2 separate regions of the Homo sapiens genome follow, and region 2 is linked to region 1. A link is an interaction called in ENCODE POLR2A ChIA-PET data of the cell type or tissue named here. Cell type or tissue: HepG2. All regions are shown on one strand. Links, peaks and the distances in the headings refer to the core of each region. The heading gives the core; the rest is flanking DNA.

What was found. Peaks named below come from ENCODE experiments on the same cell type or tissue, not always from the same donor. Only the 100,000 strongest peaks of a DNase experiment are listed, where the experiment ranks them.
Region 2: POLR2A ChIA-PET joins it to region 1 with 8 read pairs; 20 of 35 experiments call an interaction of 5 or more read pairs at or near these places.

The regions. Positions count from the first base shown.
Region 1 is chr10:119,107,963-119,116,987 of GRCh38, reverse strand. DENND10 (DENN domain containing 10) reads right to left here. Exons shown (of 9, transcript NM_207009.4): 2 at 8,824-9,020; 3 at 5,060-5,139. Among named protein-coding and RNA genes, the nearest start is that of DENND10, 8.4 kb to the right of the region's middle. In HepG2, for the core only: no CTCF peak of the experiment used is centred there; DNase peaks (open chromatin) are centred at 227 and 2,957; H3K4me3 peaks cover 444 bases.
Region 2 is chr10:119,167,298-119,175,495 of GRCh38, reverse strand. It overlaps PRDX3 (peroxiredoxin 3), which reads left to right. Exons shown (of 7, transcript NM_006793.5): 3 at 904-1,045; 4 at 1,624-1,759; 5 at 3,011-3,114; 6 at 6,154-6,319; 7 at 6,963-7,776. The coding sequence ends at 7,016. Among named protein-coding and RNA genes, the nearest start is that of SFXN4, 5.7 kb to the right of the region's middle. In HepG2, for the core only: no CTCF peak of the experiment used is centred there; a DNase peak (open chromatin) is centred at 2,655.

The sequences.
Region 1 (9,025 bases), core at 101-5,100:
GAAAAAGCAGCCGGGCGCAGTGGCTCATGCCTGTAATCCTAGCACTTTGGGAGGGCAAAGCAGGCGAATCACCTGAGGTCAGAAGTTGGAGACCAGCCTGGCCAACATGGCAAAACCTCACCTCTACTAAAAATACCAAAAAAAAAAAAAAATTAGCCAGGTGTGGCAGTACATGCCTGTAATCCCAGCTACTCAGGAGGCTGAGGCAGGATTGTCGCTTGAACCAGGGAGGCAGAGGTTACAATGAGCCGAGATTGCACCACTGCATTCCAGCCTGGTCAACAGAGCAAGATTCTGTCTCAAAAAAAAAAAAAAAAAAAAAGAAAGAAAGAAAGAAAAGAAAAAGCTTGAGAGACCTTCAACAATTCTTTGGACTCAGCCATCTCCTTACATCTGGGAGCCCCTTGTTGTACTAAGGCAGGAGAATGAAGTACGAACTTCCTGAGGTCCCAGGATTCTCAAGAATGTTGTGCACTTATCCTGTGTCTTACATTCACAACTGGGGTTCTCAGTCATACAACTCTGTTTTATCACTGAGATTTCCTTTGACGAGAAAGGAGTTTTACGCACTGTTCACAGAGAAACCAGTAATTAGTTGTAGAACCCATACTTATTATTAAATGAGTTCCCAGAGGTAGCTATATTTAGATAATTAAGAAATCAAAACTCCTTTAGGTTTCTGGTGATAAATGCACATTAGACATTCATCGTCAAGTTAAAGCTTCTAGAAAATGCTGACAGGAAACTGGCTGCATTTATAGCTCACATGTGGAATCCGTCTCTTCCCCTTGAAATCTCTTCCTGTGAGCAACTAAAATTAAATTTTGCTTGAGAAACATGACTGGGTCTATTTGGGCCTTTCAGGAGCTGGTGGGATAGAAAATCGGGAAGAAAATAAAACATATTTAAGACAGATCACTTGAGGGCCGGGCACAGTGACTCATGCCTGTAATCACGGCACTTTGGGAGGCCAAGGTGGGCGGATCACTTGAGGCCAGGAGTTAGAGACCAGCCCGGGCAACACGGTGAAACGCTGTCTCTACTAAAAATATAAAAATTAGCTGGGCCTGGTGGCTCACACCTGTAATCCCAGCTACTTGGGAGGCTGAGGCAGAAGAATTGCTTGAACCCAGGAAGAGGAGGTTGCAGTGAGTCAAGATCACACCACTGCACTCCAGCCTGGGCAACAGAGCGAGATTCCGTCTCAAAAAAAAAAAAAAAAAGATCACTTGAAAATTATATTTATCATAGACTAAATGAAAAAAGCAAGTGTTTTAACTGCTTGCCAACTTTTGTCAATCATCAGTGTTTTTTTAAAAATTACCAATTCCAGCACTTTGGGAGGCCGAGGCGGGCGGATCACGAGGTCAGGAGATCGAGACCATCCCGGCTAAAACGGTGAAACCCCGTCTCTACTAAAAATACAAAAAAAATTAGCCGGGCGTAGTGGCGGGCGCCTGTCGTCCCAGCTACTTGGGAGGCTGAGGCAGGAGAATGGCGTGAACCCGGGAGGCGGAGCTTGCAGTGAGCCGAGATCCCGCCACTGCACTCCAGCCTGGGCGACAGAGCGAGACTCCGTCTCAAAAAAAAAAAAAAAAAAAAAAATTACCAATTCAATTCACAACTTGACGGAAAAAAAGTAGAGAACAATGAATGTGGTGAGCTTTCACACATGTAAAATACATTCAAACCCAGGAACTCACACACAGGCTCACACAGGGAGAAAAACTTCTCTGATAGGATATAAAGAAGGAGGTCACGGGAGTTGTGTGGGGTGGGGATCAGGAGGTAGAACTGGAGTCTGGGAACAGGAGGAGGCGGCAGCTCAGTTTTCACTGCATATTCTCCTGTGTTTCTAAATGTGCTTTATTACTACCAACAACAAAAAACCAAAATGCCATTAGCTTTCTAAAATAGAGGCCAAGCACTGTGGCTCATGCTTATAATCTCTACACTCTAGGAGGCCGAGGCAAGAGGCTCACTTTAGGCCAGGAGTTCCAGACAAGCCTGGTGAACATGGTGAAACCCCGTCTCTACTAAAAATATAAAAATTAGCCAGGTGTGGTGGTGTGCACCTGTAATTCCCACTACTTGGGAGGCTGCAGCACAAGAATCACTTAAACCCATGAGTTGGAGGTGGTAGTGAGCCGAGGTGGCGCCACTGCATTCCAGCCTGGGTGACAGAGTGAAACTCTATCTCAAAAAAAAAAAAATTATAAAATAGAAACAATACACAGTAATAGAGAAGAGAAACATAAGGTTGGTAGGATAAGATGACTTCCTACATGACAACCCTGGGCCAGGAGAGATAAAACAGAGGGGGAAATCCCCCCAAAACCACTCCACAGGAAAAGCCCACAGTGCGACCCCAAGCACCTTGTTCAGATAGACATCCATAGGCTGCCACACATCGAGGCCTGTACAGCTGACTGCAAGTGTGCATGAAACCCCGGTTCTCTAGCAGGGCCACTAGCAGCAAGCGACTAGAGGCTGAAGAGGACCACAGCAGTGAACCTGCAGCCACATAGGGAATGAGGTTCCCTCCTGCGGGCTTCTGCTGCCACTGTGAGCAGCAAGCTGTGTGTGGAAGGCACGCCTGCCTGCTCCTCACCAGAAATGGAGGGAGGCAACTCCATGTTAAACTGTCATGAAGAAAAGAAGTCTTTGCCTATGAGTGTGTGCATGTACACACAGACCTGTGTGTGTGTGTGTGTGTGTGTGTGCAAATACTTGGATGTGCATACATGCAAGAGTGAGCATAGTGCTGCATGAAGGGGCAGGAAGCAGAGGAGGCGGCTGGCAGTAGCTCCGAGTCCTCACTTCTCTTGCACTGTGACGGGAGAAGAAATCCAGGATACTACAATGCCACGCACTGCACAAGCTGAGAAACCCTCTGGGCCTCCTTCTGGGCAGGAAGTGGGGTCTGAAGCAACCTTGCCTTTTGGACTCCAGAATATTTCCCAGTGAATTCAGTTGAGCAACATAACCCTGACTCAACCAAATGAAATGGGAGTCCAATGTTTGTTCAAAAATACCTCTGTAGTGTTTTTAGTTTATGGCTTCTGGATAGCGTCTTTTCTGGCAATAATAATCTCCCTTTGTGTAAGTGCCACATTAGCAGACAACTGTTTATCCACAGTGAGACATTCACCTGGTTCTTATGAGAGTAGGAAGCTTTTTTATTCTGGCTGGTTGCAAAAATGGTGAAATCTCATTTAGCCAAGATATAATCTAACTGAAACCCTTAGGTAATGAGAAGATAGTCTTATGATAGAGTTTTTCTCTTTTTTTTTTTTTGCTTCTTTTGGTGTGTGTATATACATTCACGCACAAAAATAGCCAAAAGCCTACCATTTATTAGGCTTATAAAACAAAAACAATTCCCTTCACCCTCAGTGCCCCCAAAAATCTCTGTATTAGGGAAAAGCCTGACGGTAACATGACACCTAGAATTATAATTCTATCTAGTAACAACATTTTTTTTTTTAAAGGGCTAGGTGCAGTGGCTCACGTTTGTAATCTCAGCGCTTTGAAAAGCCAAGGCAGAGGATCACTTGACCCCAGGAGTTCAAGACCAGCCTGGGCAACATAGTAAGACCACCTTTCTACAAAATATATATATATTTTTTAATTAGCCAGGAGCAGTGGCACACACCTGTAGTCCTAACTACTTGGGAGGCTGAGGTGAGAGGACTGCTTCAGCCCAGGAGTTCAAGGTTACAGTGAGCTATGATCATGCCACTGCACTCCAAGCTAGGCAAAAGAGCAAGACCGTGTCGCTAAAAAAAAGACAACAACCAGAAAAAAAAAAAAAAAATCACGACTAAAACCCTGCAAGGCAGGGTGCGGTGGCTCACGCCTATAATCCCAGCACTTTGGGAGGCCAAGGCGGGCGGATCACTTGAGGTCAGGAGTTCAAGACCAGCCTGGCCAACATGACAAAACCCCCTCTCTACTAAAAATACAAAAAATTAGCTGGGCGTGGTGGCACCCACCTGTAATCTCAGTTACTCGGGAGGCTGAGGCAAGAGAATCGCTTGAACCCAGGAGGCAGAGGTTGCAGTGAGCCAAGATCGCCCCACTGCACTCCAGCTTGGGCAACAAAGGGAGACTCTGTCTCAAAAAAAAAAACATAATAAATAAAACTCTGCAAAAGCCTTCATCATTAAGAAAGAGCTAATATCTTTAACACATAAAAAAAGAGTTTCATCACGCCTATAATCCCAGCACTTTGGGAGGCCAACATGAGCAGATCACTTGAGCTCAGGAGTTTGAAACCAGCCTGGGCAACATGGTGAAACCCTGTCTCTACAAAAAATATAAAAAATTGGCTAGGCATGGAAGTGCGCACCTGCAGTCCTTGCTACATGGGAGGCTGAGGTGGGAGGATCACCTGAGTCCTGGGAGGTCAAGACTGCAGTGAGCCATGATGAAGCCGCTGCACTCCAGTCTGAGCAACAGAGTGAGACCCTGTCTCAAAAAAAAAAAAAAAAAGAAAAAGAAAAAGAAAAAGAAAAGAAAATAGACTGGTATATTTTAGATAAATTTTTCAACAATGGAGATGAAACTAAAAGAGTCTAGCTGAATCGTGACTAACCAGTTAATCAGAATTCCCTAGCTTCTCAGCATTCCAGCTAAGAAATGTGTTATTGTGCTTCGGCATAATTCTTTCCCCAAAATGACTGTACACACAGACCTTGACACATACGAACCAGTTTACCATGTCATAAGGCCCTTAACTTATCCAACCTACTAAGGGAATTCTAGACTGGAAGTGAACAGAAGTAACAGATCAAAAGTAGGAAGTGATTCAAAACACCCAGGAGCTACAATAGCTATAAAACTGCTCCTTCTCTTCCCCTAGATCATTTACCCAAATAAGAGAAGTATCAACAGAGCAAAAGAGAAAGGCCGTCTTTACAGTCTGTGAAGGGCTACTAAAGATTATGCTGGGGAGACACAAGGCTGAACTTTGCTTTCTCAGTGTAGAAATCTGCTATGTAACTATACTAAGGTCTTCATTTTGTATATTAGCATTTAATACAATTTTTATACAGACCTACACAATATCCTAGTGAAGGCAGCATACTTCTCTGGGTTAAAATCTTTGGCGGTCAGGACAATAGAAAAATGAGTCACCTGTTCAAAAGAAACAACAAAAAAATACACTTTTTAAATACACTTTAGCAGAATTTTTATTACTATATTCTAACAAACCTTTTGTATAAGACACAACAGTATTAAAAGAAAAAGACCAAAATTTAACAAGTCCTCACTTGCTTCTTTATACTTCTGCATGTGCATATGTATTACATATACATATATATTGAATTTCCTACATAAGAATGCAATATTTAGAGAAAAAATTTTCAGAAATCAAAAATACTTCACTCAAATATAAAAAAAGTACATTTCTACTTAATGTCCCCTAATCTCATCAAAGTACAAGAAAGAAGTGCTAAATCAGACTCACCAATTTAGCAACTGCTTATCTTTTCTCCTCCACACTTTTTTACTATTTTATTTTACCTATTTTTTTTTTTGAGTTGGGGTCTCACTATGTTGCCTAGGCTGGACTTGAACTCCTGGGCTCAAGAGATCCTCCAGCCTCAGCCTCTTAAGTAGCTGGGATTACAGGCACTACCACCAAACCCTTATTTTACTTATTTTTATTGATACATAATAGATGTATATATTTTTCCAGTTTTTTTTTTTTTTTTTTTTGGGACATTTGCTCTGTCGCCCAGGCTGGAGTGCAGTGGTGTAATCTCAGCTCACTGTAACCTCTGCCTCCCGGGTTCAAGCAATTCTCATGCCTCAGCCTCCCAAGCTCCCAAGTAGCTGGGATTATAGGCACACCACCATGCCCAGCTAATTTTTTGTATTTTCAGTAGAGACAGTGTTTCACTCTGTTGGCCAGGCTGGTCTCGAACTCCTGGCCTCAAATGATCCACCCACCTCAGCTCCCAAAGTGCTGGGATTACAGGCATCAGCCACCGCACCCAGACTATTTATCTTTTCTTTATGCTGAAAACATTCAAATTATTCTAACTATTTTGAAATTAATAGATTATTCTTAATCATAGTCACACTACAGCTCTGTCGAATAGCAATTGTTCTTCGTTATAAAAGGATGAAAAACAACAAAATACATCTCAGTAACAACCATACAGCTCCTGAACTAACTCTCTGCAGGGTGCCATAAGCTAAAAAGTACTATTATAAGAAGTTTTGGCTGGGCATGATGGCTCACATCTGTAATCCCAGCACTTTGGGAGGCCGAGGCAGGTGGATCACAAGGTCAGGAGTTCAAGACCAGCCTGGCCAAGATGGTGAAACCCTGTCTCAACTAAAACTACAAAAATTAGCCAGGAATGGTGGCAGGTGCCTATAATCCCAGCTACTCGGGAGGCTGAGGCAGGGAATTGCTTGAACCCAGGAGGCAGAGGTTGCAGTGAGCCGAGATTTTGTCCCTGCACTCCAGGCTGGGCGACAGAGTGAGACTTTGTCTCAAAAAAAGAAAAAAACCTTCATTTACTTATATGCCTCTATATTATAAATTTCTGATAAACATATACCTAATATTTCCACTAATGAGACAAAATTCAGAATTTCATAAATACAAAACTTTGAAGAGATACATTTAAAATGAAGAGTAGGTGGTGGTGCATGCCTGTAGTCCCAGCTACTTGGGAGGCTGAGGCACAAGAATCGCTTGATCCTGGGAGGCAGAGGTTGCAGTGAGCCGAGATCACACCACTGCACTCCAACCTGGGTGACAGAGCAAGACTCCATCTCAAAAAAAAAACAAAAACAAAAAGAACTTATTGAGCAATAAACCAAAGATTTCATTACATATTGAAACCTATCTTTTTGGCCAGGTGCGGTGGCTCGCGCCTGTTAATCCCAGAACTTTAGGAGAAAAGACAGGAGGATCGCTTGAACTCAGGAGTTCAAGACCAGCCTGGGCAACAGAGTGAGACCTCATCTCTACAAAAAATTTAAAAACTAGCTGGGCATGGTAGTGCACACATGTGCTCCCAGCTACTCAGGGAGCTGAGGAGGGAGGATCACTTGGGCCCAGGAGATTAAGGCTGCAGTAAGACATGATTGCACCATTGCACTCCAGCCTGGGTGACAAAATGAGACTCTGACTCAAAAAATAAAAATTAAAAATTGAAGTTAAAAAAAAAAAAAGAAAATTAGCTGGACGTGGTGGCGAATGCCTGTAATCCCAGCTACTCAGGACGCTGAGGCAGGAGAATCGCTTGAATCTGGGAGATGGAGGTTGCAGTGAGCCGAGATCATGCTACTGCAATCCAGCCCGGGCAACAAGAGCAAAACTCCCGTAAAAAAAAAAAAAAAGTATCTTCTTGCAAATTTATATTTTGTAACTATGAATCTGTTTTGTCTTAAACCTTCTACAGTTTCTAAATTGTTACCTTCCTGCTATTTTAAATGTAATTTTTAAAATTTAAGCTGGTATTCTAGTCATGCTTCACATAGTCGCACTATTGGCTATAAATTAGCCCTAAAACGGGAAAAAATCTCTGTTTGGGTACATGCCAGAGGCTCAGATAAAGTATTGTTCCAATATTCTATTCTTTGAAAAAACCTGCTGGTTGCTTGGGATTAGGAAAGTCCACGATTACATCCTAGTCTTCCACATGTCACACTGATACTGTTCATATCAAACAACACACCAAGAAAAGTCTACTTAATACACAAGCTGCCTTAAATATCCTTTCTAAATTCTTTTTTTTTTTTTTTTGAGACGGAGTTTCGCTCTTGTTGCCTAGGCTAGAGTGCAATGGCGCAATCACAGCTCACCACAACCTCTGCCTCCCGGGTTCAAGAGATTCTCCTGCCGCAGCCTCCCGAGTAGCTGGGATTACAGGCATGCGCCACCACGCCCGGCTAATTTTTTGTATTTTTAGTAGAGATGCGGTTTCTCCATGTTGGTCAGGCTGGTCTTGAACTCACAACCTCAGGTGATGCGCCTGCCTCAGCCTCCCAAAATGCTGGGATTACTGGCGTGAGCCAACACGCTCGGCCTGCCTTTCTAAATTCTTAATTTATCCTGGCCGGGTGCATCACCTGAGGTCAGGAATTCACGACCAGCCTGGCAAACATGGTAAAACCTGTCTCTACTAAAAATACAAAAAATTAGCCAGGCGTGATGGTGGGTGCCTGCAATCCCAGCTACTCGGGAGGCTGAAGCAGGTGAATCGCTTGAACCCGGGAGGCGGAGGTTGCAGTGAGCCGAGATTGCGCCATTGCACTCCAGCCTGACCAACAGAAAAACTCCATCTCAAAAAAACAAAAACAAAAAAAAAGGGGAAAAGACCACATATTGCTGTACTGCTCACCACTGTATCAACTACAGGGTCTGTCATATAATAGACAACAATAAATATTTATAGAATGAATGAGAGTGAAGTGTGAAACAGAGTATTCCCAATGAAAATAATATTTAATATTTTCTTTTCTTTTTTTTTTTTTTTTTGAGACGGAGTCTCGCTCTGTCGCCAGGCTGGAGTGCAGTGGCACAATCTTGGCTCACCGCAACCTCCGCCTCCCAGGTTCAAGCGATTCTCCTGCCTCAGCCTCCTGAGTAGCTGGGACTACAGGCGTGCGCCACCACGCCCAGCTAATTTTTGTGTTTTTAGTAGAGATGGGGTTTCACCTTGCTGGCCAGGATGGTCTGAATCTCTTGACCTTGTGATCTGCCGACCTCAGCCTCCCAAAGTGCTGGGATTACAGGCATGAGCCACCGCGCCCAGCCTATTTTGGGGTTTTTTTTTTACCTTCACGCAATCATACCTTTTTCAAAATGGAAGAATCTGGAACTTCAATTGTTGTGATATAAAACCATGTTCTTCTGTACTGACCAAAGACAAAGGGATGGAGAAGTTTGTTTTCATCTGTAAGGCAGCATTTTCTCAGCAGCAGGTTCCTTAATGTGGCTGTCGTGGAAGGATAACACCACACCCACAGAACTTCTCCATTTGTGTCCTTTTCTACG
Region 2 (8,198 bases), core at 210-5,209, 58 kb before region 1:
TGAACCCAGGAGGCAGAGCTTGCAGTGAGCTGAGATTGTGCCACTGCACTCCAGCCTGGGCGAACAGAGCGAGACTCCGCCCTTGACTCTGTTATCTTTCCTGCTAAGAAGACCCAGCAGCCTAGTATTTAAGGACTGTTGCAACATGGCCTTCAACCATTCCTGCCTGCTGCCTGCTCTTCACTCCGTACCCTTAGACACTCTCTGTTCTCATTAGACTGCCACACGCTGCTCCACACACATGTCCTGTCTTCCTTCCTGCTGTTTCCTACATGCCATCTGCCCCATCCCATCTAGACTTGACAAAATCTGAACCATATTTAAAATCCATCTCTAGTCTCATGTCTTCCTTAATTCTATCCCTACTTTGTCTTCCTCTTTTTAGTTTCTGTAGCAGTTGGAATTGAATTTGTGCACAATCTAAAACTATAGAAGGAGAAATTACAGTTGGCCCTCTGTATCTGGATTCTGCATCTGTGGTTGGTTGAATCGAAAATATTGGGAGGGAAAAATGGATGGTTGTGTCTATACTGAACACAAAGTCTTTTTTTCTTGTCATTCCCTAAACAATACAGCTTAACGACTATTTACGTAGCATTTACGTCGTATTAGGTATTATGAGTAATCTAGAGATGATTTAAGTATACTGGAGGGTGTGTGTGGATTATATGCAAATCACCACTTTATGTAAGAGACTTGAGCATCTGTAGATTTCGATATCCTAGAACCAATCCCCCCACAGGTGGCAAAGGATGACTGTGCCTAAGATGTACAGTTGAACCGAATGTTTTGATTTATACTAAGCACTTTATACTACTAATTAATTATGAGAAGTTTAAATAAAATCATAGGTGCTTGACATAGCAAATGATGAACTCCATATGAGTGTGGGTTTTTTTTCAGGTTCCTCATGCCATGCACCTGCTGTCACCCAGCATGCACCCTATTTTAAGGGTACAGCCGTTGTCAATGGAGAGTTCAAAGACCTAAGCCTTGATGACTTTAAGGGGAAATATTTGGTGCTTTTCTTCTATCCTTTGGATTTGTAAGTGTAATTTCTATGATGCTTTCGTGTCATTCTGAGAGCAAGCACATATCCTGTTCCCACACTGAATTGTCTATCCCTAGATACCCTTGTGAAAGGAAGGATTCTTTCTGACCCTTTATCACTGATGGCCTTGTTGATTACAGCTGGGATCTGTAGCTTGTTTACAAGTGATAAACTTCGGGGGTGGGGTAGGACAGCTTTCTTTATAGTACACCTCTGTGCTCTGGAGCACTGCTTCCCTAAGCCAGTCTATGAAAAAGTTTTCACTGGTCTGGGGAAAAATGAGAAAAGTAGGCATAATAAAATGATTTTTTTCAAAAAGCAACTTTATTGAACTGTAATTTTTTTTTCTTAAAATATGTGTTCCCTTTCCCCATTTTTTGATACAATTCCTAAAAATAAAAAGGTGAGGGGAGGTAGTAGTACTTTTGCCAGCACAACACTATAGTCCAGTGAGGATGGTAAACCATTTTGCCTTTTTTACCCTTAGCAAGTTGAACTAGTTGTTAGACCACTAATTGTTAAAATCCTTGTTTTTAAATGCTCTAATGAGAATTTCTATCCTTTTTTTCCAGCACCTTTGTGTGTCCTACAGAAATTGTTGCTTTTAGTGACAAAGCTAACGAATTTCACGACGTGAACTGTGAAGTTGTCGCAGTCTCAGTGGATTCCCACTTTAGCCATCTTGCCTGGATAAATACACCAAGAAAGGTATGGCATTGTACCCCTAGCTTTTGCTCTTATAAACTTGCTTGGAAGAATCTAAATTTCTAGCTATGCTGCTGGACTATCAAGATCAAATTACGCAAGGGTTGGGTTTTTTTTTTTTTTTTTTTTTGAGACGGAGCTTCACTCTTGTTGCCCAGGCTGGAGTGCAATGGCACAATCTCAGCTCACTGCAACCTCCGCCACCTGGGTTCAAGCGATTCTCCTACCTCAGCTTCCCGAGTAGCTGGGATTACAGGCATGTGTCACCACCCCTGGCTAATTTTGTATTTTTAGTAGAGACGGGGTGTCTCCATGTTGGTCACGCTGGTCTCGAACTCCTGACCTCAGGTGATCCGCCCACCTTGGCCTCCCAAAGTGCCGGAATTACAGGCATGAGCCACCACACCTGGCCTACTCAAGGTATTTTTTTTATTATTACTCTTCCATGTCTATGTTTGAGAAAATTAGCCTTTAAAAGAATGCTTTAAGAATTAGAAAAAGCAGCCGGGCGTGATGGCTCACGCCTGTAATCCCAGCACTTTGAGAGGCCGAGACAGGTGGATCACAAAGTCAGGAGATCGAGACCATCCTGGCTAACACGGTGAAACCCCATCTCTACTAAAAATAAAAAAAATTAGCCAAGTGTGGTGGTGGGCGCCTGTAGTCCCAGCTACTCGGGAGGCTGAGGCAGGAGAATCGCTTGAACCCAGGAGGCGGTGGTTGCCATGAGCCAAGATCGCACCACTGCACTCCAGCCTGGGCGACAGAGCGAGACTCCATCTCAAAATAAATAAATAAATAAATAAAATAATAAAGAATTAGAAAAAGCATCTGTAGTCCCAGCTACTCAGGAGACTGGGGTAGGATGATTGCATGAGCCCAGGAGTTTGAGGCTGCTGTGAGCTGTGATTGCATCACTGCATTCCAGCCTGGTGACAGCGAGACTCTGTGTCTTAAAAAAAAAATTGGAAAAGGTCTATAGTATTAGCCGGGTGTAAATCTTCCTTCTGCTCCTTTCTAGCTGTGACCTGGAACAAGTTACTTAGGTTTTTCTTGCCTCAGTTTCCTCATTTTGATAGTGTCTTCTCCAGGGTGGTTTCGAGGAGGCAGTAGGTTAATAGAGTAAGCAGTGCTTGGCCCGTTGTTGAATTACTGTTACCTATCGCCGTTACTGTTGGTCTCAAACATTGTGGTACGTGGTCAAGAATGTTGTGAGGCCACACATTCTAACAGTCATGTTTGCATTTTGATTAGAATGGTGGTTTGGGCCACATGAACATCGCACTCTTGTCAGACTTAACTAAGCAGATTTCCCGAGACTACGGTGTGCTGTTAGAAGGTTCTGGTCTTGCACTAAGGTAAGATCCTGTTTCTGATGAACTTAAGATTATTTTTCATGTTTAGTATCATTCTGCTTCTTAGGGGATTTATGTAGACCTTGGTAAAGCATTTTTAAAACCAGAAGATCCTGGCTGGGCATGGTGGCTCATGCCTGTAATCGTAGCACTTTGGGAGGCCAAGGCGGGAAGATCACTTGAGTTCAGAAGTTCAAGACCAGCCTGGGCAACATAGTGAGACCTCATCCCTATTATATTAAAAAGAATTAAAATTTATAATAATCAATCCTTAATTTTAGTCTTTAATAAACACTGATGAAATGCCTCCTGCAAGGGTTGGCGGTCTCTCAGAAATGCTGAGACATGCATGTCCCCTCCACCACCTTGGGTCTCTTTCTGAAGAAGGCTGGCTGCGTCTTGAGGCCACACTGCTCCATACTCCCTAACTATGTGGGAGCCACTTCCATGGGGACACACACCTGACATTGAAGCCATCAGACTCTGCAGAAGGGGGGACTAGCAGGGTAAGAGGTAGTCTCTTGGAATGGTGACCATCTTCAGCCCTGGAACCAAACAATCCTTGGTTTGAGTTTTTCTTTTTTTTAACTCAGCTACTTAATAGCTGTGTGACTTTGGGCAACTGATTTGATTTAACCTTGTTGAGCCCCAGTTTTCCCATAACTAAAATGAGGTGGTACGTCACAGGTGGGTGTGAGGATTAAATAGTGACACAGCTAGAGTTTTTAGCATAGTTACTGGCAGCAGTTGTTAGGATTTCTGCCCCAGAACATCATTTCTATCTGTATTCAGTCCCTTATTAAACCTTTATTCCTTTGAGTGTGAAAAGCTTTCAGTCCTCAGCAGCCCCACATTCAAACATAACCTTCCTGGGAGGGATGAGAACTTGGGTCTTAGAATTGGCATCTTGAAGTCTGCTGAGAATAGGAGTGAAGGAGGGATAGGGCAGAACTTGACCTCCAGGAAGGAAGAGAGGGGATCCCCCTTTGATGTGCTGTGCCTCACAGTTTTGCTGGGGGCTGGTCAGCTTAAAGCCAGCTCACCTGGCCGGGCGCGGTGGCTCAGGCCTGTAATGCCAGCACTTTGGGAGGCCGAGGCAGGTGGATCACGAGGTCAAGAGATCGAGACCATCCTGGTCAACATGGTGAAACCCCGTCTCTACTAAAAATACAAAAAATTAGCTGGGCGTGGTGGTGGGCGCCTGTAGTCCCAGCTACTCGGGAGGCTGAGGCAGGAGAATGGCGTGAACCTGGGAGGTGGAGCTTGCAGTGAGCTGAGATCGCACCACTGCACTCCAGCCTGGGCGACAGAGCAAGACTCTGTCTCAAAAGCAAACAAACAAACAAACAAACAAAGCCAGCTCACCTGCCTGTCTTGTAGGTGACCTCTGGCCTGCTCTTTCTTGGGTTACACCTTGGGTTTTAGCGCTGAGTGGCATCTTAGAGTTTGGGCCTTTTTTTCCTCTCTTTTTTTTTTTTTCTTTTCTTTTCGAGACGGTGTCTTGCTTTATCGCCCAGGCTGGAGTGCAGTGGCGTGATCTCGGCTCACTGCAACCTCCACCTCCCGGGTTCAAGCAGTTCTCCTGCCTCAGCCTCCCGAGTAGCTGGGATTACAGGCACACGCCACCACGCCCGGCCAATTTTTGTATTCTTAGTAGAGATGGGGTTTCATCGTGTTGGCCAGGCTGGTCTCAAAACTCTTGACTTCGTGATCTGCCTGCCTCGGCCTCTCAAAAGTGCTGGGATTACAGGCATGAGCCACCGCACCTGGCAGACCATTTTTTTTTTTTTAAACTTTAAAGAGATTATCAAACGAATGCCTAGGTCTTTCAGAATTGTCAATGGCCAGAGAAAGGGTACTGGCTATTTTTCTCCTACGGTCCCTTTCCCTATGAGAACTCACTAATTTTGCAGTTACCTCTGTACCCGTTTTAATATTGAGATTAACAAGAGAGAGAAGCTGAGTCTGGCTTATAAGATAAAGACTTTTGGGAGTCTATGGGCCCTGCTCTGTCCCAGCTCTGCCTCACCTTCTATTGGTGGACTTCAGCTGGCTGCACCCTCTGGGAACAGTTTCACCTCAAACCCCAGGCTCCCAGTGCCTGACCCAGGGAGGGAGAAGCATCTTTTATCCTGAGTTTTCTCTAACCTGCCTTTTCCATGAGTGATTGATACCTGAAATTTCCACATCCTTTTAAGACAGACTGTTAAAACCTGTAGGTTAAATAACCGGACACAGTGACACACACCTATAGTCACGCTACTTGGGAGTCTGAGGTGGGAGGATCAGTTGAGCCAGAAGTTCGAGGCTGCAGCCTGCTGTGATCACACCTGAGAAGAGCACTGCACTCCAGCGTGGGCAATACAGTGAGACCCTATATTTAAACCAAACAACCAAAAAAACTTCTAGGCTAAACATATCTGCATCTGTCACAGTAACACCAACACAGAAGATAAACACAGACCACTGTGGTAGCGTGGTTCATCTCATTACATGCTGCTACATGATTAAAAGTGATGGGCATGGTTTTCTGTTTTGCATAGACTTAGAGCCTGTACATTCTTTCTATGAAGATTTTTCCCGTGGGATTTCCCCCCATTTACCCAATAATTCATTCATAATAAACAGTTGTTGAACCTAGATAAAATACACCTCTGTCTCTTCCCATTTGCCTATAAGTTTCTTGCCAAGATGTGATACAGCAGCTCAAAGAATGCTTGCCAAGTCACTAATAGTCTTTGCTCTCTCTAGTTCAGTGACTTTCCGATACTGTGTAACATTCAGGGCACTATGTGAACTTGTAAGTGTGACCATACTGCATGTTTTATGGTGACCTGGTCCAGTACTGCCTTTGTTAAAGCATCTGTCATCAGTAAGAGATGATAAGTTTTTTGCACAACAGTGAAAACCCCACCTTTAAGCATATGATTACGCTTAATAAATATTTTATTAAAAGGAGAATTAAAGACCTAAAAGGGAAGAAGTTAGACTGTTCTAGTTCTGGTACTGTTGAGGCACTGATGAGGATAAATGATCATGCAGAGGTCTCTTCATAATTGACCCCAATGGAGTCATCAAGCATTTGAGCGTCAACGATCTCCCAGTGGGCCGAAGCGTGGAAGAAACCCTCCGCTTGGTGAAGGCGTTCCAGTATGTAGAAACACATGGAGAAGTCTGCCCAGCGAACTGGACACCGGATTCTCCTACGGTAGGTTTTTTTCCCCAAAAGCAGTGAGGTCCATGTTCTCTCAGCCTCGAGAGCTATTGACCTGAAATATCCACAAAAGGGAGCCCACTCTTGAAGCAAGCGTGCAGATGATATGCAAATGGGTGAAGCTGCTGTGGGGTAGAGGGGGTGGGGTGGGGAGCCAGGAACCAATTATCAGAGACAGGCAGGCCTTTTTTTTTTTTTTTGAGACGGAGTCTTGCTCTCGCCCAGGCTGGAGTGCAGTGGCGCTCTCTCAGCTCACTGCAAGCTCCGCCTCCTGGGTTCACGCCATTGTCCTGCCTCAGCCTCCTGAGTAGCTGGGACTACAGGGCGCCCACCACCACGGCTAATTTTTTGAATTTTAGTAGAGACGGGGTTTCACCGTGTTAGCCAGGATGGTCTGGATCTCCTGACCTCGTGATCCACCCGCCTTGGCCTCCCAAAGTGCTGGGATTACCGGCGTGAGCCACCGTGCCCGGCCTAGAGACAGGCAGGCCTTAATGAAACTTTCATCTTTATGTTTTAAAGGAAATCTTTAAAAGTTTAAAGAACTTTAGGTTAAAAATTGGGAGATTGCCACTCACTTTTGGGACTATTATTATGGTAAAGTCACAGTTACCTAATTAAGCTTTTGTATTTTCAGATCAAGCCAAGTCCAGCTGCTTCCAAAGAGTACTTTCAGAAGGTAAATCAGTAGATCACCCATGTGTATCTGCACCTTCTCAACTGAGAGAAGAACCACAGTTGAAACCTGCTTTTATCATTTTCAAGATGGTTATTTGTAGAAGGCAAGGAACCAATTATGCTTGTATTCATAAGTATTACTCTAAATGTTTTGTTTTTGTAATTCTGGCTAAGACCTTTTAAACATGGTTAGTTGCTAGTACAAGGAATCCTTTATTGGTAACATCTTGGTGGCTGGCTAGCTAGTTTCTACAGAACATAATTTGCCTCTATAGAAGGCTATTCTTAGATCATGTCTCAATGGAAACACTCTTCTTTCTTAGCCTTACTTGAATCTTGCCTATAATAAAGTAGAGCAACACACATTGAAAGCTTCTGATCAACGGTCCTGAAATTTTCATCTTGAATGTCTTTGTATTAAACTGAATTTTCTTTTAAGCTAACAAAGATCATAATTTTCAATGATTAGCCGTGTAACTCCTGCAATGAATGTTTATGTGATTGAAGCAAATGTGAATCGTATTATTTTAAAAAGTGGCAGAGTGACTTAACTGATCATGCATGATCCCTCATCCCTGAAATTGAGTTTATGTAGTCATTTTACTTATTTTATTCATTAGCTAACTTTGTCTATGTATATTTCTAGATATTGATTAGTGTAATCGATTATAAAGGATATTTATCAAATCCAGGGATTGCATTTTGAAATTATAATTATTTTCTTTGCTGAAGTATTCATTGTAAAACATACAAAATAAACATATTTTAAAACATTTGCATTTTACCACCAGTAACTGTTGGATCAGCTTATTTTGGGCTCTCCTTTCCTTCTCAGATTATCAACAAACATTTATTGAGCATTTACCTCAGGGGCCACAAAGAGAATAAGATGCTGGTTCCGCACTCAAGGAACTCGGTTTAGGGGCAAGACAGATAGGGAAACATTTTCTCGTTGTTTCAGTAAATCCTTGAGTGCCTACCCCGCACCAGGTGCTGTTTTCCAGGCACAAGAGCGAACAACGGACAAACCCCTGCTTTTAAGCTCTTACATTCTAGAGGGGAAACACCTCATACATGTAGTAAAAGTAGAGTGTTTGGAAGGAAAATAATGTGGAGTGAAACTGCTGAAGCGGAGTTGTAGGTGTTCTAGATGGGGTTGTCAAGGAAGGCCTTAAGGGAGAGCCTCTCTGGATCA